Regions from separate parts of the Mus musculus genome. Here region 1 is linked to region 2. Evidence: chromatin loops called from intact Hi-C (ENCODE). Cell type or tissue: gastrocnemius. All regions are shown on one strand. Links, peaks and the distances in the headings refer to the core of each region. The heading gives the core; the rest is flanking DNA. Region 1 overlaps Pdlim5 (PDZ and LIM domain 5). Region 2 overlaps Gm33189 (a long non-coding RNA gene).

Region 1 (10,850 bases), core at 1,761-9,760, 68 kb before region 2:
GTAAAGCCAGATAAAATTCGGACTATTTGGGATATTATAAAATATTTCAACACAGGAAATTAAAATGGCCCATACAGATAAAAAGGCGGTGATTCCAAAACAGAAAATTTAAACCAGTTTTCAATAATTCTACATACAATAGATATAAACTTGCATATTAAACTTGTGTTTGCCAAAATCACAACCTTGCTATTCAGTAGCTAATGGAAACAGACTGCTCCAAATGAACTAACAAAGATATAGAACTGAGTAGCCTACCGTTAGAAACTTTCTTAGTTGTTTGAAAAAAAAAAGGTCTAAGGTTTCAAGCTAAAAATGGATAAATCAAGATAAATAGAAGACAATTATTAAGAGTCTGTGTGACGTGGGGGAAGGGTATAGGGAGCTTTGGGGATAGCATTTGAAATGTAAATGAAGAAAAGACCTAATAGAAAATGCCTCAAAAAATAAAATGAAATGAAATGAAAGAAACAAGAAAAGAAATTCCCCTTTAAATGCAAAAAGAAAAAAAAAAAAAAAGAGTCTATGTGACTCATCTGGTAATAGAAGAAATCCTGGAGTAAGAGAGCCTGGCTAGCAAGCATAAGGATTTGAACCCAGAGCCTCAGACCTTTGAAAAAGTCAGATAGACCCTGGATTTTCAACATTACAAAAAAGCATGTCTGTAACCATCCTAGACTTAAAGCCCAAGTTCCCGTTTCAATGAGAGAACCTCCCTCCAAGGAGCAAGGCAGAGTAATAGAGAGCACCCTCCTCTGTCCTAATGCATGCGCGCACACACACCCACAGGCCCACAAGGCCACACAGCCCACACACACGCAAAGACGTCAACATTTGACTTTGGTAAGATTTTCCTTGGTCTACTTCATACATGATGGAAAGAATCCCTCTGAGAAGGAAAGAGAGGGATATAAAGAACTATAAATAAATAAATAAATAAATAAATAAATAAATCTCTGAGAAGGTAAGAGAGGGATATAAAGAGCTATAAATAAATAAATAAATAAATAAATAAATAAAATTTTAAAAGAGCTCAAATGTCCAACTATTATGAAGAATTACTCCTTTATAATCTCCAATGTGTTTCCTTCCCTATATGTGAAGTTGTTTATAGGGTAAATTCCCAAAGGAAAAATTAGTGCACTTGTAATTTTAACATATTATTGACAAACTATAGTAATATATCAGAATGTCTCTTTCTTTCTATCTTGGTAATGTGCTATCACATTGATAGTTTAGCTTCCAAGACAGATGAAAAATGGTATTTTAGTGTTTAAATACTTTTTCTATAGAAAAATTTTTCTATAGAAAATTTCCTTTTGTAGGAAAAATTTTAATATAAAACCTTTGTAAATGCTCAAACATCATTAAAAAGTGGTCATTATACATGCCTTAATAAGTAAAAATAGACTTTTCTCCTGGATAAGTTACTGTGCCTTTTGGAACAAGTAGTCTCTTTTAGAGCCTCTGAAACCTTGTAAAACTATTTGAAAAGCTGTGAACTTTATTAGCATCTGAATTCTTTCAATAATTTTTTGCCAAATGCATATGGGCATATCTTGTTAACATTTTAGTAGAGCTCACAGACGAGGGGATCTATATTCAATATCTAGGAAATTTATGTGAATTACGGATACACGCATATTTTAAAACACTAGAGAACTGAAGGTTGAGCAAAGACTAACAAGAAAACAAATAAAAAAGAAGCACAGGAAGAAGACGGCTGGGGAGGTGGCTCATAGCGTGAAGTACTCCCTATGTGATTTTGAGGAGCAACGTTCAGATCCCTGCACTCGGTCAAGAACTGGGTGTGGCAGCACAGGCCTGGAATTCCAGTGTTAAAGGCAGAGCCAGAAAGATCCCTGGGGCTGGCTGACTAGTCCTTCTAGCCAGTTGGTGATTTTGTGTCTATCCTTTAGAGACTATATCTCAAAAACTAAGGTAGCGATCCATCAATGAAAAGATTCGGTGCCCACCTCTTCCTCTGGCCTTCACAGATCCGTGCACAGGCAAGCATATTCACACGCATGCAGACATTGTACACAGGAAGACAGAAAAGTTGTCTAGAACAATAATGAAAAATGAAACTATAGCAATTAAAAGTGTTTACTTTTATAACTTTAATTTGTTCTTAGCTTTTATATTTACTTCTACTAATTTTTCATATATGATTGATGCAAATTGTGTTTTTAAAAAAATTACTATAGCAAGTACTAGAGAGATAATTCAGAATTCTTGTAATTCTTGCAGAGGATCATTCGGTTCTCAATACCCACATGGTGGCACTTGGAACTTAACCTTCAGTAACTCAAGGTCCAGGGCCTCTTATGGCCTCCTATGATCTCTACAAGCACAAGGCACACATAATGATACAGCTACATAGATGCAGGTAAAACACACATACATTTCAAATAATTAAGTAAATCATGTGCTAACACGGACTTTCTCTCTCTCTCTCTCCCACACACACACACACACACACACACACACACACACACACCTAATAAAGAAATAAAATTAGATTTAAGAGAAAAAGTATCAGAAGTTTCTTGTGGAAATTGGTAACAGTTTGGGAGTTACTGTGATGTGGTGAAAGGAAAGTTATTTAAAATTGCAAGGAACGCTGGGCATGGCGGCCCTCGCCTATCAGGCCAGCAACTGTGAAGGGTGAGGCAGAATAACAAGTGCGAGGTCAAGCCTGAGAGAGACTCTGCCTCACAAAGACAAGGATGGCCCAATGGAGAATTCCAGAACTCAGTGATGAATACAGAAATGTGGCATGTGCTAAGGGCAATCTTGTTCTCTGGGGCTTTCATAAGAAATAAAAAAAAGGACAAAAAAAAACTCCTAAGATTACAAATATGTTAGGTTAAATCAACCAATCTATGTTGTTTACACACATCAGAATATCATGTTATATCCCATAAGTATACATAATTATAATCTATCAAATCAAGGTAGATAATTAAAACAAAATATTTTAAAGCAGGTTGCATATATCTCTCCTAACAAACGTGATAGTCTTCTGATTCTGGTATTTATAGATGATAAAGATGGGAATTCATCTCACTAATGTTTTCAGTGAAGAACAGCTGATACTCCCTAGTCATAGGGTTATAAACCTTGGTTGTTACTGAAAAATATTCCAAGCCATGAAAGAACAGCAACATAACACACCAGTGGTATATTCAACAAGTTAACTGGCACTGAAGATACATTCCTAAGAGATTATTTAATATCTAATTTGTTCTTGGTCCAAAAGAAGAAGAGGAAACTGTTCCAGGATTTAACTAGGAACAAGAAATAGGAAACAATTCTGCAATGGGATAATGTCAATGCTCTATCAGCTAAGGATAATCAATGTCAAAGTTAAGAAGTGCCTGAGGGGAGTGATTTAATCAAACACCAGAGTGAACACCTCAGAAAGTTGGAAAAGTCTACTTTCCTGTCTCAAGCACCGTCATGGTTTGGATATAATATGACCCTTAACTGTTCATGTGTTTGAAACTTGGTCCCCAGCTGGTGGCACTATTTTGGAAAGTTATGGAAACAGTAGGAGGTGCACTTAGAAGGAGGAGGTGAACCTCGGACAGTTATACCAGTCCTCTAGATCCAATTCCTCCTCTGCTTGCTGTCTACCATGAAGAACGCCCCCTACTCTCTCGCTCCACCAGGACATTTTCTGTGTGAGAGGCCAAGCAACCATGAACCAAACCCTTTAAAATCATGAGCCAAAACAAAGGTTTCCACCTTTCCATTGTTTATCTCAGGAGTTTGGTTCCAGTAAGTAAATACAATAACCAACATCAGCACAAATACATTGCCAGCTAAACGTATGATCTGGCAGTCATTCAATCCCTTGCTTTCTCTTTTTTTTTTTTATTTTTTGTTTGTTTGGTTTTTTGTTTGTTTTTTTGTTTTTGGTTTTTTCTTGGTTTTTGGGGGGGGTTGTTGTTGTTTTTTTGCTTTTTTTTTTGTTTTTGTTTTTGTTTTTGTTTTTTTGAGATAGGGTTTCTCTGTATAGCCCTGGCTGTCCTGGAACTCACTTTGTAGACCAGGCTGGCCTCGAACTCAGAAATCCACCTGCCTCTGCCTCCCGAGTGCTGAGATCAAAGGTGTGAGCCACCACGCCCAGCCCCTTGCTTTTCTGAATGAAGTGAAGACCACTACAATGCTTCCAAAATGCAAAAGAGACCACATCCCTAAATCAAACTTGAGAATCTGTGTTAATGAACACAAGCAAAGTTATATGCTGGGACATAAAACTTCCCAGTCAGTATTGACACACTGATTTATGACAAAGATGAAAATAAAGGTTTCCTAGTGGCTTTTGCCAATTAAAATATTCTTTAAATGACATACAGTCATGTATGGTATAAATTTCACGTTCAGACAGTGACATAAAAAGAACTGGGTATAAGGCTTATTAAGAATTCATTCCTACCTTCTTCAAATCAATTTTTTAAATTATTTCTTAGTGCAACATTAGTAACAATAAAAGCAATGGCCTATTAATATAATGTTTTATCAGGTACTATCACTTCTTGGATAGTCTATCAATTTTCATATTTAGATTACATGATTAGCAAACAAGCCCTAACTGTTCCTGCTACTATTTCCTATCTGTTCAATCATTACAAATCCTGAGCAGTGAGCTGCATACACCCTTGTCTTTGCTGACTTGGTCTTCTCCCAGGAGGTGGAAAATGTCGGACTCAAGGTACTCCACAGAGAAGAATTGTTTTAAGAAGGAATTTGGTTAAAAAAAAATCAGAATGCTATTTTACATTGGAGTAAATAAAGAGATATTCATAAACAAAATTTATAACATTTTATTCACTGTTCATAAAACTGTACAGGTCATTTTTAAAATGTTTACCAATTTTAACTAAAATTGCAAATAACACTCAGCAGTAAAAGAATGATGCTTTGCATCTGACTTTTTGTTTACACACAAAGATATATATGTATGCATTTATGTATGTATATTAGGCAAAGGTAAGCAATCACATTTAAATCTCTATGCTAACAATTACTACGAATAAAAATGTTGTTGCACAAATAGATGCTTTTATGTACTAATCTGAAAACAAACTGATGCTACATATCACATGATAAAGGATAGTTGTAGACTATACATTTACAAAAGACAGTGGCACATATTACAGCACAGAAACGAAAAATAAGACAGGCAGTGCTGGCGCACGCCTTTAGTCCCAACACTTGGGAGGCAGAGGCAGGCGGATTTCTGAGTTCAAGGCCAGCCTGGTCTACAGAGTGAGTTCCAGGACAGCCAGGGCTACACAGAGAAACCCTGTCTTGGAGAAAGAAAGAAAGAAAGAAAGAAAGAAAGAAAGAAAGAAAGAAAGAAAGAAAGAAAGAAGGAAGGAAGGAAGGAAGGAAGGAAGGAAGGAAGGAAGGAAGGAAGGAAGGAAAGAGAAAGAAAGAAAGAAAGAAAGAAAGAAAGAAAGAAAGAAAGAAGGAGAAAAAGAAAAGAAAAGAAAAGAAAAACATTAGCTAAGTAATTTTTATTTTATATATTTGTATTGTACACATTTATTGAACTTTATTGAATTTTTAGATTATGTTTTTATGTGTGTTAAAAGAGATGTTACAAGATACCACTACACATTCTGGACATTCTGCACCTAACTAGGAAGTACTAGACTGTAAGTCAAACTATAAAACAAGAAATTCTAGAATTATTTTGATGCACGCCCTACTTTACACTCCTTTGCAACTCTGTCCAAGGTATGTATCACAGATACACACATGCATTCCAGTGGACAGCTTATTGTGTAACCTACAGACAGACACTGCCAGGGGCCGAAGAGTTCCCAAACCAGGAACAGAATGTCCCAGACTGATACAGGCCTGATTTAGAGTGGCTTAGGTAGATACTTGTCTCATTTGACTATATTCCCTGAAGACCAAAGACAGCCCACAAGCCCAAGAGTTAGAGACTGCCAGACCTTCAAGGTCTATTTTTATGTCATCAACCGATGAAAAGACACCTTTAGTAGTATTCCACATGGCCATTTTATGACAATAAGGATGACAAGGTGGTTCTTCCTGCAGAATTACTTCCCATAAAAGGAGATGAAGTATTCTGTTTGCCTTCATAAGACTCTTCCTGTATGTTACTCATAGAAAAGTAATTGCCCTTAGGGCTGATCCTTCATAGCGTGTGCTTTAGTAAAGAGTAAAGTATTTGAGGATGAATAAAAGCCTAGTGAACAAAGAAGGTAGGGAGGAAGACTGCAAACCACACGCTCAGCAAGACACCCTCCAAACCATCTCCCAGCCAGCTTACACCACAGGTGGGGACAGTTCAAACTGCGCACAGTTTTACTTTACTATGGGCAGCTTCCCATGCGCATACGAAGCTGTGTCCTCATTATGTGTTTTATGGAAGTAAAATTTCATTTCAGAAAAAAAAAAAAGGAAAAAAAAAAAGTGTCTGTCCCATAGCTATCTGTGAGACTCATTTAAAGCCAAAGATGGGGTCTAGAAATAATGCTACACTTTAAAAAATCATCCAAAGTGTAAGTAAGCTATACTTTTTTTTTAACTTAATAACTTCCATCTGTAAGTGCTTTAGGGAAAGAATGACTAAAAAGTTAACACCTATAAATAGAGGGAGAGAGAGAGAGAGAGATTGGATATTTCTCCAATTAAATGAAGGAAACAGGAGTTTCTAGACAAGCTGAAAATAAATCCTACAAATTGGGCAAGCACCATTAATGGAAAACCAATTCCTTAGCCATCTGTAGAAAACTAGGCTGTTTCCATTCAAGAATAGTTTCGATTAATCCAAGAAAAATATTTCTTCAAATTCTAAGGAGTCACATTTAAAAAAAAAAACAAGCTAAAAATTGATTTCACATTACAGAGCCACTATTCAGCAAGCTAGCACTACTGTCAGTAACAACAGGACAGTACACTTGTCTAGAGGGATCAGCTGACTTGACACTATAATATAAAATTGCAACTTAAAGGACCTGTGTTGGGCCTGTAGAATCAACAAAACTCAGTATTTCTTGGACATTTCTGCACTTAACATCATTTATACTGCTTAAGAATACAGTTTCCCAAAGGTTAGGAAGATAGAATAATTCAGATTGCTAAAATCCATATATAAAAATATGGTGGTGGCTGCCTGCAATCTCAGCACAGGAAGGTAGACACAGGAGGTTTGCTGAGGAAGACCCAATCTTAGAAACTAAGATGGAGAGCAATAGCAGGAACACCTGGCATCACCCTCTGACCTCCACATGTGTGCCACAGTCAGTGCACATACACAAACATCCCCCATATACAGAACAGTGACAATTAAAAAAAAAAAAGAAAGAAAGAAAAGCTAACACACACCTCTTGCCCTAAATATGAGAGTTTAGTACGTGTTGAGTGGGCCACAACTATCTGCTAGTATCTGAACTCCTAGTAATACCAATTTCCAGAGACTCTTCTATGCTTTGTCAAGTTTTGTTTATACTTTTTTCTGTGTGGGGAAGAAGTGATTTATTGAGATTGTCTTCCTATTGGCATTTAACTTGCCTGGCTCCCATCATATTTCTTAAGAAACATAGATAATCCATTTTCAAGTACTTACAGGAAAATATAAATATTCCCATCACCACACAAAATACAAATGATTTTGTTATGTAAAATAGATAAGGCAACTTGTGGATGTTATGACCCAAAAAACACAACTAAGACTCTACCCCTAATGAATATTTCAAATGGAAGATAGGCAAGCTAACATCAGAAAGAATATACTGAATTTCCGCATGTAAGCAATGTGCCCCTCAGCTCAGAACTACACATCTTTTAAGAAAAGCCCAGATGCATAAAACCTCAAAACAATACACAGACATCAAACCACCAAAACATAAGACCCAAATTTTAGGGAGGCATGAATCATATGATCTTTGGTGATATATTTACATTCAAATTATACTGAAATTTTGCTTTTTAACATAATTCTCTATCCAAGTTAGGGTCTTCAATGGCTCCAAATACATTACCATAAAATCTGAAGTGATTCTTATACAGCAAATTAAGGATTACATTCAGCTACAAAGAGAATCTTCTGCTTTCCTTTCAAAAGAAATAAATACATTCTCTTTCTATAAACAGGGTAAAGAAAAGCAGTCTAAGAGAGCTTCAAAGCAGTGTCCCTGTGACCAGGCGTGGCAGTATACACCTGAAATCCTAGTACTCAAGAGACAGAGGCTAGCAGATCTCTGTGAGTCCAAGGGCAGTCTGGCCTATACTTTATGATTACCAGGCCAGCCAGGCCTATAAAGTGAGAGCCTGTCTCAAACAATAACAACAACAAAGACATCTCTGGTTTAAATTCATTCTTTCTCTCCAGCTGCACAAGTTCCATCTAGCTAATTATCAAACAAAGCAAAAAGGAATTCCAAGCTCTGTGTCCACTTTTCCAGACAGAGAAGGAAATCCCACAGGGAATGAGGAGAAAGGGCACCTGACTCAGCAAAATAGAACTCCCTACCTCCTCTTCTAAGAGTACACTGCAAAGCCTCTGTAAATTAATCTCTTAGGCCAGCACCCTAACAGCCAAAAGGAAAACAGCGCTTCTACTCAAAAGGGATGAAAAGACTTAATTGGCAAAGGCAATGTGTGTCAAACTGTAAAGCAAACCCAGCCCTCCAGGTTTCACACTTTCTCACAGTCTCAGACATCAATTCACCCAGCTTACAAAGGGTCTTCCTTTTATCTCCTAGCCTAGAGCCTTATTCTGTAGGCTACTTAGAAAAGTTTGCTAGTTCATCTCAAGTTGATACTTGGCCACGTTATCAAGTGTAAAAATAAAGGTAAAGACTATTTAAAGAGAGGATGCTAGGTCTAATTAGCTAGTCACAACAAAGCCTACATTTCAGTTCTACTCACTTGGAGCATCGGAAATGTAACTGATGTCCTGGCTGAAAAACAGATGGAAAGGGTTATCTAGGAGATGAACTAAGAAATACACTGCACTTCCCTGTTCCTGAGGAGGGCCGGAGGGCCATCTGTCCATCCTTGATCCTAACTCAGAATCAATTGCCCTTTACCCACACAAATGTCACATGATTTAATGTTTGGGAGCTAAAAAGCCCACTGGAGGCTAAGCTTTTCTTTAAACACAAGGCTTATAAACTACACAGAACTCACTGTGGTCAGTCAATTTCAACCTCATAATTTCCTAAAATCCTATTATCCAGACCCATGATGTGTGAAATGAATACAATCTGAACTATGTTATCAGACAGGATGACAGCACAACACTAACATGTATCTAAGGGAAGATAGTGTATAACCAAAATTCTAAACTGCTAACATGTGTAAATGGTGACGCCTAAGAGAAATAAGCTTGAAGGCTAAAAGGATACCTAAGAGAGACTGACTCTGGCTATAATCAAATGGAATCTGTATTCGCATTCATCTTTACAAACATTACTGCTACAATTATTATCAGGTAACAAGTAACTTCTCTTTACCCTTCTCTTCCTGTCCTCTACAATTTCATCTGCATAGTTTAAAAACAAGGACAATTCCCTGAACATGAGAACTTTAAGAATTTATTTATATAATACTCACTTTTAAATGCAAACAATGACAATCCATTTATATATGAATAGTTACATATAAAAATCTATGTAAGGCATATCAAGAAATAATATTTTCCTACAGAGTTCATTATTTTCAAACAAATTATTTAGCAGACTGAATTGCCTTTCTAACAATTTTCAGGTACTTTTTAAAAATCACATTTTTTAATTTTATAATCTTCAAACAACTTTCCCTTAAAAAAAACTAAATCCTATTCAACAGAAAAATGTTTCCAGTCATTGCCTAGATAACTCTATTTATTAATAACAAGCTTAAGATTTAATAGCAATCCAAAAGAAGGAACCTGTTTCTAGTTTACCTTCTGTAAAGTAGCATGTCACATGTAATAGAATTTGAACCTGAGAGATAAAAAATGCTGAGGTGGCTAAACCAGGATGTCATATTGGTAACAAACTCCACTAGCAGTGTGCTAGTAAAATCACACTTTGTACAAAATGTACCTTGTTTCTGGACACATCCGAGAAATGTTTCTAAGGTTTCAAGTTGGTCCCTCCTAGGGTACCTGATTAGATTTCAGCACAGGAGGTAAGTGGAAGGAATGGGAGACACAGCACTAATATTACAGCAATGTTTCCCCATGTGTGCTACTCAAGATGACTTAAGGTGGTAAATGAATAAAAAGCTTATTTTTATGGTTAAATATTTAAGATAAATAGACCAACTCATGATTTTAAATATATGAGTAAGAGTGATTCTTCAGCCCGACGTGGTTGCACACCCCTTTAATCCCAGCACTTGGGAGACAGAGGCAGGCGGATTTCTGAGTTCGAGGCCAGCCTGATCTACAGAGTAAGTTCCAGGACAGCCAGGGCTATACAGAGAAACCCTGTCTCAAAAAAACAAAAAATAAAAATAAAAAATAAAAAATAATGATTTTTCAGTGTGCAGTTTTATTTTAAAAACAAGGCATTAATCATAGCAATTTGTCAAATACTGATATCAAGTCACTTAACTTTCTATAAGTTATCCATCAAAGAATGCATTAGTCAACATATGGCCTAATTTAATATAAAATCCCAAGAAATAACTATTAAAAAGCAACTTACATGGGGAAAAAAATGGACTTAATTTTACAGAACAATACCAAACTATGAACCTTATCTAAATCCTGAATCAAATGCTGAAAAAAGAATACATATATACATATGTGTGTGTTGTGTATGTGTGTGTGTGTGTGTGTGTACACATATATATGTGACAATCTAAAATCTGAA
Region 2 (10,850 bases), core at 1,984-9,983:
TAAGGTGGGATTGTGATTGATAGCCAGTTTGTGGGGGTGGGGGCTCTTTCCTGAGGGCTTTGTGTCTCTTGGAAGAACCATTGAGAGTAATCTTTGACCAGTAAGGTCATGCAGATCAATAACATTGGACCACTTGACTGTGTGGGACAGGGATGTGTGTGACAGGGACGTTGGGAGGCCAGTGAGTGCTGTTATGTTTGCTTTCTGTTACTCCAGTAACCAGGGCTGGGATCAAGGTCTGGCCCTTGAATAATTGCCTTAGCTCGATTGTCAGTACCTCTGAAGGTTTCCGGCCTTTACACCTTGTTTTAGTACCCAGCTCTGAACAATACCAGAGGAGCTGCTAGGTCTTCTAATTCGGGTTTGTTTGGATTTTGTTTGTGCTTTTGAGATAGGGCCTTACTATGCAGCCTAGACTTGTCTTGAACTATTGATCTCCTTGTGCTATCTTGATCCTTTCGCTTCCAAGGGCTGAGATGATAAGGACGTAGCCGCACACCTGGCTTTCCGTCCCCATTCTGATGATCCTGAGCTTCATGGAGAGTCTGAGAATCACTTTGCTGGGGACAACAGGGTTGACACCATGGAGACTAGGAAAATGGCTTAGCTAAATGCTGCAAGTTCACCAAGGAGGACAAAGCTCTTTGAATCGGGCTGGAGCAGGGCAGGGCACAGGAACTACTAGGGTTTGAACCCAGAACCTTACTATTGATTAATAAATTATGAATACATAGATAATAATAGTTCTCATCTCATAGTTACATTAGCATTTTTGAAGAATAAATGAGCTGTTTACATGCAAAGCACCTAAGAGAATGAGGGGGTGTACATGTTGGAGTCCCCCAGTTAATACATTAGATTATATAAAGGTCATTGACATAAGATTTATTTATTTATTTATTTACTCACTTACTTATGTATTCATTTTGAGAGAGTATCTCACCACATAGCCTTGCCTGGCCTGGAACTTGCTCTGCAAACTAGGCTGGCCTTGAGTCTACAGAGACCTGCCAGGCTGTGTGTGCCTCCCAAGTGCTAATTAGCTATGATTCTTCGTCAAAGAACTGCTTCATGTGTTCGCTGTTTACACTTGACTCTAATGTTTCCCAATGAGCCCCCAGCTCTTCACGTCTCCCTAAGGGTTTTCTTTATCTAATAAGTAATCAGTAGTCCAAATGAAAAACTCATCTAGGCCATTTGAACAAAGTCATAATACAAATGTATTTTAATGGGATTACTGGTCTACATTTTTATATCACTGGAATGTGTCTGCCATCAAGAGAAAAACAAGAAAAATAAGAGAATCCCAGATATAACTTCATAGTAGAGGCACGTGCAAAGGTTCCATCCCCATCACCCACACAACTAGAAAAGAAAAAACACAGTGAAAGAAAGACACTTCCCCCATCTCTCCTAGAAATTTCAGCTGAACTATGGCCATAAATTAATGTAGGATATGAAAAAAGGCATTTTGTGCTATATGGGAGGGGGTCTGTCTGCAAAATTGTGCTTGAGGTCTTGTTATTCAGAGTAAGGAGAATAGTAGAAAAGGCTAAAGAACTAAATAAACAAGTTGGGGTCAGGGGGAGAGAGGGAGGCAGATAGCTCCATTCAGGTGATTGGTTCTTGTACACATGCATGTATGACTCTCTGCGTTTGTGTGTGTGTGGTAAGTTTGTTTGCAATTAGCGCGTAGACGGCAGGCAGGCCTGTCCCTTTATACTTTGTCCCATCTTCTCCAGTTTCGTGGCTCACCTTCTGCTTCATCCAATCTGATTTTGCTGAAGCCTGAGGGTTCAAAATTTCTTCCTTTCTCTGCTTGTTTTGACCCTGACTTCTTCGAGCAGATTTAGAGAGCTCCTTTACCCCGGTCACCCATCTGTGTCATTCATTGAGTGAGCCTTCCTGGTGTGACCACAGGGGTAATTTCCTCATGCGATTCCTTTTAGACAGCAGCAGAGAGCTGGGAGCTAAGAACCCGGACCCGCTCTTGCTATTCTGTCCTGGATTATTGGGTGTCAAAGAATGTGAACGAGTTTGGTTCGTGTTAATTACTTAGTCAAATTGTATAGTAATGATACCTTACATTTATTGTTAACTGCGGCTTACAGTTAGGATTGCTTTCTTATGGAATGATTAAAGGGGAGAGAAGCTTAAGGGCAAAAGGATTATGCGAAGGGGTGAATTACAAGGACTTGTAAAAGCCTCTGCATAGAAGCTGGTGTGACCACAGAGGTGCCTGTAAGTAAGCGGAGCTTCACACTCCAGCCCCAGAAACCACAAAAGCAACAGAGGCAAAACGTAGCTTTGAGCAGTTGACAGTGGCTTTGAAATTTTCTACCAGGTAATAGCAAGGCAGAGGCATGGCTGCCAAGTGTGTTGACGGAGAGTAAGGATCAGGCTGAAATTAACACTCAACAACACCACCTGTGCTTGCTACTGTGATGTGGACTCAGCCATATCTTGCAGAACTGGGGATGTGCTAGAGATAGAAAAGCATCATCAGCAGATTCATTCAAATGTCCTTCATTCTAGCATTCACCGAAACCACGCTGTGAGCATCGGTCCCCCAGAAGAGCAGAGCAAAACGCCATATGCACCAGAACAGAAGCCCCCACAGTTCCCAAGGTACTGAACTACACGGAATCTTCTTTTTAAAAGATAACAGTGATTTCAAAAATTCCCACAGAGGGAAGAAAGTAAAACAAACTCAAGCCAGTTGACCTTTGACAGGTTAGGAGCCATTAAAGATGTTTCTGGGCATTTCGGCTGTAGGCAGTTTGTTTATCTAAGGGAAATGGCCAAGGAGCTTCACTTACTGTGTTAGGAGATGTTTATTTTTTTGTTAAGAAATCAGAAACAAACTCCTGCTCGTATTTAACAGTGTCTTCGATGAAGCTCTGAAATCTAAGTCACAGGGAGAATCAATTTTGCAAGATAAAACAAAACAAGGCCTGGGACTCCTGAAGTCTCCATGTCCGTTCTGTGGGTGAGAAGGCTGGGAGTTAGTGTACCATCCACAGAGTTAGTGTAACATCCACAGAGTTAGTGTAACATCCACAAAAATTTGGATCCTTATTCAGGTTCCAGCACACTTAATGGAAATGTGTTTATAGCAGCCAAATGTCTGGGTATAATTTTTTTTCTTTGCACCATGTGTCAGGTTTGTAAAGCTATAACTACTTTTAAAAGGTTTTCAAATAAAAGGTATTGTGTATGCTACTGTGAAGGCTTTATGTTGGGCTCATTTGCTAAGGAGGACAGGACTATAAATACCATCCTTTTCCAGTGTAAACAGGAAAGATTTTGTGTGGGTGGTTTAGTCAGAGGGAAGCCTTTGGGTACTGAGACCATTGTGGAAATCATGAAGTCATGAAATGACAGCTCTCGGCTCCTTCCCAGTTTGTCTACTGAGCATTTTGTGTGTGAAACAAGCGCCATTGTTTGGATCATGCCTGATAGTGCCATGTTCTAATCGGCTGGTATGTTTAATGACCTATGTATATGCACGAGAATGTTTTAGAAATTAAAATTCCAGAGGGCTTTATTAACCTTAAGTCCACTTGTTCCAGGCACACAAAGCTGGCGGGCTACACTCAAGAGTCCATATGCACCCTTGTCATGAGACCACAACGCTCTGCCGAACTTGGAACAGAACTTTCCCTTTCACTTCTAGTTAGCAAATACATCACATACGAATTGTCAGCGAGTCACAGAACCAACCTTCTGAACCAGGATAATTCCCCGAGTTCCAAACCTCAGTCTCCTTAAGTTAGAGAATAGAGGAGGGATCTATCCTGAGATAGACGACATCTATCTCTGGTTATTCTGCATACCTCTGCACTACCCTAGAGATGTCTCTGAAGCTCAGAGGTTTGTGGGGGAAACGCAGTCTGAAAATCATGGCAGCCTTTCCTTCGCTTGCTTCCACTGACTTCTGACTCACTTTGAAAGTCTTGGTAGAATTTTGAGCCTCAGTGAAGGAGGAAAACAGGAAAACAGCTTTCGATGACTGAAGCGCCTTTGTTGCTTTCAGTGACAGAGGATGATAAGAAAGGAAGCCAGGGCTGGTGAGATGGCTCAGTGGGTAAGAGCACCCGACTGCTCTTCCGAAGGTCCGGAGTTCAAATCCCAGAAACCACATGGTGGCTCACAACCATCCGTAAGGAGATCTGACTCCCTATTCTGGAGTGTCTGAAGACAGCTACAGTGTACTTACAAATAATAAATAAATAAATAAATAAATAAATAAATAAATAAAAAAGAGAAAGGAAGCCAGGATGGTTTTGTTGTTGTTGTTGTTTGCCCCCCCCATTTGTGTATTTTTGAAGTTGTTAGCTGAGAGTCCTTCTACTGTTTAACTAGTAAAGACTCGTGAAAATAGAGGCAAAGAGAGAATCAAAATATGAGAGAACTTATGTGTTTAATGTATTAAAATATTTTTTACATTAAACCCAAGGATAAGACGAGGAAGACTACCGTCCGTGTTTGAAGATAACAGAGAAGATCCCTTCCACAGTGGGAAAGGCTGGAAAGAGGGCTCAGTGGTGGTCCGGCTCCTGCCCCTGAGCCCTTTCTGTTCCTTTCTTTTCTAATGCCAGAGTAAAAGGAGATCTTAAATGGCTCATAAAGTCATCAGAGGAGGAAGCTACGACACACAAGCCTTTGATGTAGGAAGCTTCCCAGATTAAATGTATAACCAGTTAAACTATGTCCAATTAATTGGGTTTACAAGCGAATACGCATTTATTGTTCTGAAGAAATTAGAAGGTATCACACATAGGCCATCTTTCTGAAGTGTCCCTGGCTAGCACCTCAGTTTCTGTTAAGCCCTCTTTCTCAATCTAGTGTGGGAGAAAGCCCTCAGAGATTGGCTGCAAAACCTCTGCCGCATCATCATGGCTGCTGTGTGCTCAGAGGAGCCGGGCATTCCTCAGCTGCCAGGGGCCAAGTATCCTGTTCCTTATATGGACTCTGGCTATTCACAGATCTGGGCTCCGTGGGATTGCACGAACTCAGCATTGGCTGTTCTCAAGGGAAAAAAAAATTGTGAAACTTCACAAATCTGAAGGTAGATTAGAGTCTACAGCTGCCAAGTCCTAGTTTATGGTTGAGTGCCTGCGGTTAACACCCGAGGAAGTGTCTATCAGGATGAAGGACTTCTTATTGATACAGATCCTGTGTCACAGAGTGGACATTTCCTCTTGTGACCTCACACCCACCCCACCCACACGGATTGTTTTTCCATAAAAGGAGTTGACTGTTGAGAGATGACTTGGAATGCAGAGGGAAAGTTGACAGGGCTCTACACACACACACACACACACACACACACACACACACTCAGAACAAAAACAATAAAAGAGCATGCATGATAAATAAAAACTAAACTCGGGGTGAAGGTTCATAGGATGTGAAAACAGGGAGAGAATGAATGAGAATCTAGCAAGCACTGATTTCCCTCCACACTTCAATGTCACCATGGTTCAGTGTCTCCATATTTTTCCCTTTCAAAATACTAACTGAATTTGAAATATTTCTAATGACGGTGAATTTAATATTTTCACTGGCAACGTGAGTTCCTGGCCGGTCTTCCTAGGGCTATTTATGGACATTTTCCCTTGGCTTGCTACAAAAATACATCACTGGAATATTTTTAACAGCAAAGTCTGCAGGAGGCAGTCTGCTCTCTCGACCTCTCAGATATTTGTGGTTCCTCTTAAGTGTGCCCTATGGTTTTTTTTTCTCCAGTTGGCATTCACTGCTCTTTTATTTAGAAAATAGTTTTAGATTCATTAAGCCTGTACTATATATGGTTAAAGCATTCCTTTGCAAATTTCCAAATTACAGCAGGCATTTTGGTTACGGTCTGGAATCATTGTTAGAGCTGAGTGAGCCTCATGGAACAAGCTGCTCTCTCTTTCATGGGACCACAGCTAGTCACCTGTTCTCTCCTTCAGGCTTCACCATGGAGAATAAAAGACATATGTCATATGTATGTAAAGATATATTTAGAATGAGCTCTGAGGTATGTTGATATAGTAAAATATTAGTCTCTACCTCCAAACAACAGCATATTCACATATTAAACCAGAGAAGCCAATTGTTTCCCTGCATGTAGTGTCAGATGCTAATTAATCAATTGTTGATGACTACTTAAATACTATTGAGAAGGGTCCAACCATTTAGTTCAGAAAGAATGCTATAGTTTCAGATATGCTGTGATTACAAAATTGCCTATGAATTTAGAAGAGTTTTAGCCATGCTTGGCAGGAGGCAGTAGCCTAGGTAATAAACAATTCAAGATTCCTATTTGTACCTATCGAATGGATTATTTTCAATAAGCTTACTTTACAAATCTAGACTCTCTAGGACCCGTAGAAGAGCAATTACATTAGTTACATCAGTCAGTTACCAACTCCAGGATGAAATCCTTTGAGCTGTGCAAATGACCTGAAGCTTGGTTGAGGGAGGAGAAATTAGAGTGGACGTTGTGGGCTGGACACAGCAAGACGTTTACAATATCACTTGGAGACTTTGCCTCTGTAGATTGCCAGGTTCTTATCTAGGTCACCGATGAAAGTATCAGACAGAAGCAGGCCTCGGTTTGACACCTGCTAAACATTATTTAAGTCTTAAGACTGACATCAAACCACTTGTACCCATTCTATTTATAACTTTCCTAATCAGCTTCCTGAGTTTCCAGATGGAGTGTAGGAATGTAATCACATTCAGCAGATAACTTTGCCTGAAGACAAAGTTCCCTGAGTGACCAGAGGGATTTCCTATCAATGATTTCATTTCAATGTACTGTCATCTACAATTTTGTGACAGGGAAAGTTATATGGGACAAACCTGGAAGAGGCATGTAGTTTAGCTGGTTTAGATTCTTACATTTTGGCTAACTTGAGCTAATGGTATAATTATGCACAAATCACCCACATATTCTAAGACCTTGAAGGAGATCAGCCTAATGAGCATTTCTCAGCCTACGAGACACAAATTTGGAGAATTGTGTCTACTGAAGTCAGAGGACCATATGTAACTATGATCATATATGATCATACATAGTTACACATGTAACTATGATCCAGAATTGTCTGTTCAGATGAAAGTCATGGAGAGATGATGTTTGAGAGGACCCTGGACTGTTCGGGTGGCTGATAATTCACTCACAACCTTTTCCTCTGTCTTCTATATTTATTAAGAGTATTTGACAAGAATAAAACCAATCATTTCTCATTTCTACTTTGTAGTAAAATATCCTTGGATGCTGGGGAAGTATAATTAATTGCTTTTCTCTACATTGGATGACAATTTTATTGGTGTTCAATTGTTTTCTTAGGGTTGTACCGGATTCGGGCTTTCTTATTTTTTGAACCTTATCTTGAAAGTCACCCAGCTGAGTGAGCATTTTACTTTGTCGCTGTACCCTGCTTGATACATAGCAATGGGAACCAGGCACAAGGTGTACGGGAAGTTTCTGCACTTTGACTTTTCCCAAAACTGAGTGGCAGAGCCTCCCCGTCAGCCATCACAAGCTCTGGAATCTTGGCCGCCTTCACTGCTCCATGATGCCAGATATCCCTTTAATAGCGCCAGGAGATAGTTCATCTATGATGTCAAAACTTGCAGGAAACTTGAGCTAAGAATGCTTGTTACGTACTTTTAGTAGGACACCAGAGAGCCATGTTCAGGTCAAGCAGACACACTGCTTGACGGTGACATCTTTGAGAGATCAAATTTCTACTGATATTTAAAAGATCTTTAACCTTGGTATGCCTTCAGGAGGGAAAACAAAAAAAAACAAACACGTGTGGGCAGTTACAAGCAAATTATATCAAGTGTACTAATAAATAAATGGCAGGGAAAGAACACTGGCCTTTCTTAACTGTAGGCAGACAGGTACACAATTTAACATTTCTGAGAGTTGGAGAGTTTTCAAAAGAGATTTATCCAAACAGGAAGATGTTTCCGTATCAAAAACATCATTTGTGATATAAAGCTAATGACTGTCTTCTTACAGACCCCAGGACTTGTTCTGTAACAGTAAGGTTGTGTAGTTACATCTATGGGTCATGGTCCTATTTAAGAAAAAAACCTTACTGTTGTCTAAGTGATTTGCATGTCTGATTTCCCACCTTTTCAGAACACACTAATGTGTGGAGTTCCTTGGGTGACAGTACTTTAAACAGTATATTTTAGATATTACACATATTTACACTATATATCTTCAGAATCTGAGAATTATCAGGGAGGGTCTGTGAGTCTTGGCTTGTAGGAGCCCTCACTCTGGAAAACGTAGGCAGCGCTGCCCTGATGGATTTCAGGCTGAGTGACAGGCTGATGGTGAGCTATTTTGGGCAAAGGGGCTCTCATTGCAGCTGCCTGTTTAAGATGAAGGGCAAAGTTCGCTTGTACAAGTCTAGCGTTGCCAGCCCACATGTTTACTTTCACTTGTAAACACAGTACTTTGTGTCAGACGTTATTTCCTTTGCAAATCATAGGTGGCACCGTTCTTAGTTATTTGACAACCAATAAAGTATAATGAATTCTAAATGTTCAGCCAAGCTCACTTGGGAGTTACCTCTCTAAACCACTGAGTTTCTAAAGCTAATGATACAACACACAGCAGACGTTTTCTGCTGGAGAAAGAGATAATCAAGTATTAGTAGGAAGAAACATTTCAAAACTGCTAGAGGTCCTGGAAATTTGGCAGAGGTGAAACCGGTTACTGCAAATGAGAGGCATACTGCCCCCTAGTGGTGCCTTCTCCAGTTCAGCTTCTGACAGGTCCGTGGGAAGGTCCCTTGCTTCAGAATATCGCTTTTTTTTTTTTTTTCAAATTTGTATTTCAGAGCAATGTTTCACGACCATCCCCCACTATCACTGCAGCGGCACAGAGAAGGCACCCTGCTGTTACACTCTCTACCAAGAGACTTTTTTTTCTTTTTAAGAATTTTACTTATTTACATTTCAAATGTTATCCCCTTTCCACTCTGCAAATCCCCTAACCCATCCCCCACTTACCCTGCTTCTATGAGAGTGCCCCCCCCCCCACTCACTCCCACCTTACTGCCCTAGCATTCCTCTACACTGGGGCATCAAGTCTTCACAGGACCAAGGGCCTCCTCTCCCATTGACGCCAGATAAGGCCCCTTCAGCTCCTTCAGTCCTTTCCCTAACTCCTCCGTTGGGGTACCTGTGCTCAGTCCAATGGTTGGCTGCGAGGCTCCGCATCTGTATTGGTCAGGATCTGGCAGAGCCTCTCAGGAGACAGCTGTATCAGGCTCCTGTCAGCAAGCACTTCTTGGCATCAGCAATAGAGTCTGGGTTTGGTGGCTGCGTGTGGGATGGATCTCCATGTGGGGCAGTCTCTGGATGGCCTTTTCTTCAGTCTCTGCTCCACTCTTTGTCCCTGTATTTCCTTTACACAGAGGCAATTTTGGGTTAAAATTTTGGAGATGGGTGGATGGCCCCATCCCTCAATGGGGGTGAGGGGATGCCTAACCTCTAGGTATGGTCTTGACAGGTTCTCCCTTCTCTTTGTGGGGTATATCAGCTTATGTCATCCTGTGGGGTCCTGGGAGTCTCTTGCTTTCCTGGCATCTGGGACTTTCCACTTGCTACCCCCAGTTCCACATCCCCCATTGCTATACCCTGACCCTGAGATTCTACCTCAAACCAGTCAGAATGGCTAAGATCAAAAACTCAGGTGACAGCAGATGCTGGCGAGTATGTGGAGAAAGAGGAACAATTCTCCATTGTTGGTGAGATTGTAAGCTGGAAATCAGTCTGGTGGTTCCTCAGAAAATTGGACATATTACTACTTGAGGACCCAGCTATACCACTCCTGGGCATATACCCAGAAGATGCTCCAAGTTGTAGTAAGGACACATGTTCCACTATGTTCATAGCAGCCTTATTTATAATAGCCAGAACCTGGAAAAACTCCAGATGTCCTTCAGCAGAGGAATGTATACATTTACACAATGGAGTTCTACGCAACTATTAAAAACAATGAATTTATGAAATTTTTAGACAAATGGATGGATCTGGAGGATACCATCCTAAGTGAGGTAACCCAATCATAAAAGAGCACATGTGATATGCACTCACTGGTAAGTGGATATTAGCTCAGAAGCTCAGAATACCCAAGATACAATTTGCAAAACACATGAAACTCAAGAAGAAGGAAGACCGAAGTGTGGATACTTCGATCCTTCTTAGGAGGGGGCACAGTTGACCAATGGCTAAGTTGAACAATCACAACCGCAACTGTATTATGGGTTTGTTTGCTTGTGTAATAATGATTTATGTTTAACAAAGTGTGAAAAATAGTAAGATAGTTCTTACTCCTAAAATTCTTTTAACATAGAGCATGTAAATGTATGCTCATGAGATTTGTGGGGACTCTTTTACCATTTAGGTCTCAGGGCATGCACAGGTTATCTCCCAAAACAAAAGCTCTTGGATGAGCATGCTTATGAGGGATTTCTGCTTAATTTAAAGTAGGAAGACCTACTTCTAATCTGCATTTTTTGGGGTAGGAAGAGACACTTTTAATGGAGATCTAGTGGGCCATGCCTTCTGCGAAGCCTACATGAGGACACAGAGAAGGAAGCTTTTGCTCTTGAGTCAGGAGCAAGTCCATTCCTTCACCCAAGTCTTCATTCAACCTACTTCTTCAGGATTCGAGCATATACTGAAGACCAGCTGAGACACCTAGCCTCATGGAGTGAGAAACACATGGGTTCGGAGCCAGCCATTTTTGGTTTAGTTGGACTATAGTGTACTTTGAAGAGTGACCAAGCTCAGGATTTTAGAATGAGATGTTGTTCCAGGTTCTT

The links. Hi-C counts contacts between places; a loop is a spot of excess contacts. Peaks named below come from ENCODE experiments on the same cell type or tissue, not always from the same donor. Only the 100,000 strongest peaks of a DNase experiment are listed, where the experiment ranks them.
Region 1: a loop joins it to region 2, with 11 times the contacts of the local background. A loop is called at or near these places in 2 of 42 quality-filtered maps.

The regions. Positions count from the first base shown.
Region 1 is chr3:142,366,797-142,377,646 of GRCm38, forward strand. The region is part of intron 2 of Pdlim5 (PDZ and LIM domain 5); the gene reads right to left. Among named protein-coding and RNA genes, the nearest start is that of Pdlim5, 23 kb to the right of the region's middle. In gastrocnemius, for the core only: a CTCF peak has its summit at 3,536 (motif pointing right); no DNase peak of the experiment used is centred there; H3K4me3 peaks cover 403 bases; H3K27ac peaks cover 7,626 bases.
Region 2 is chr3:142,434,791-142,445,640 of GRCm38, forward strand. Gm33189 (a long non-coding RNA gene) reads left to right here. Exons shown (of 3, transcript XR_867675.1): 2 at 2,536-2,628; 3 at 3,573-4,106. Among named protein-coding and RNA genes, the nearest start is that of Gm33189, 6.5 kb to the left of the region's middle. In gastrocnemius, for the core only: no CTCF peak of the experiment used is centred there; DNase peaks (open chromatin) are centred at 8,762 and 9,158; H3K4me3 peaks cover 2,668 bases; H3K27ac peaks cover 7,142 bases.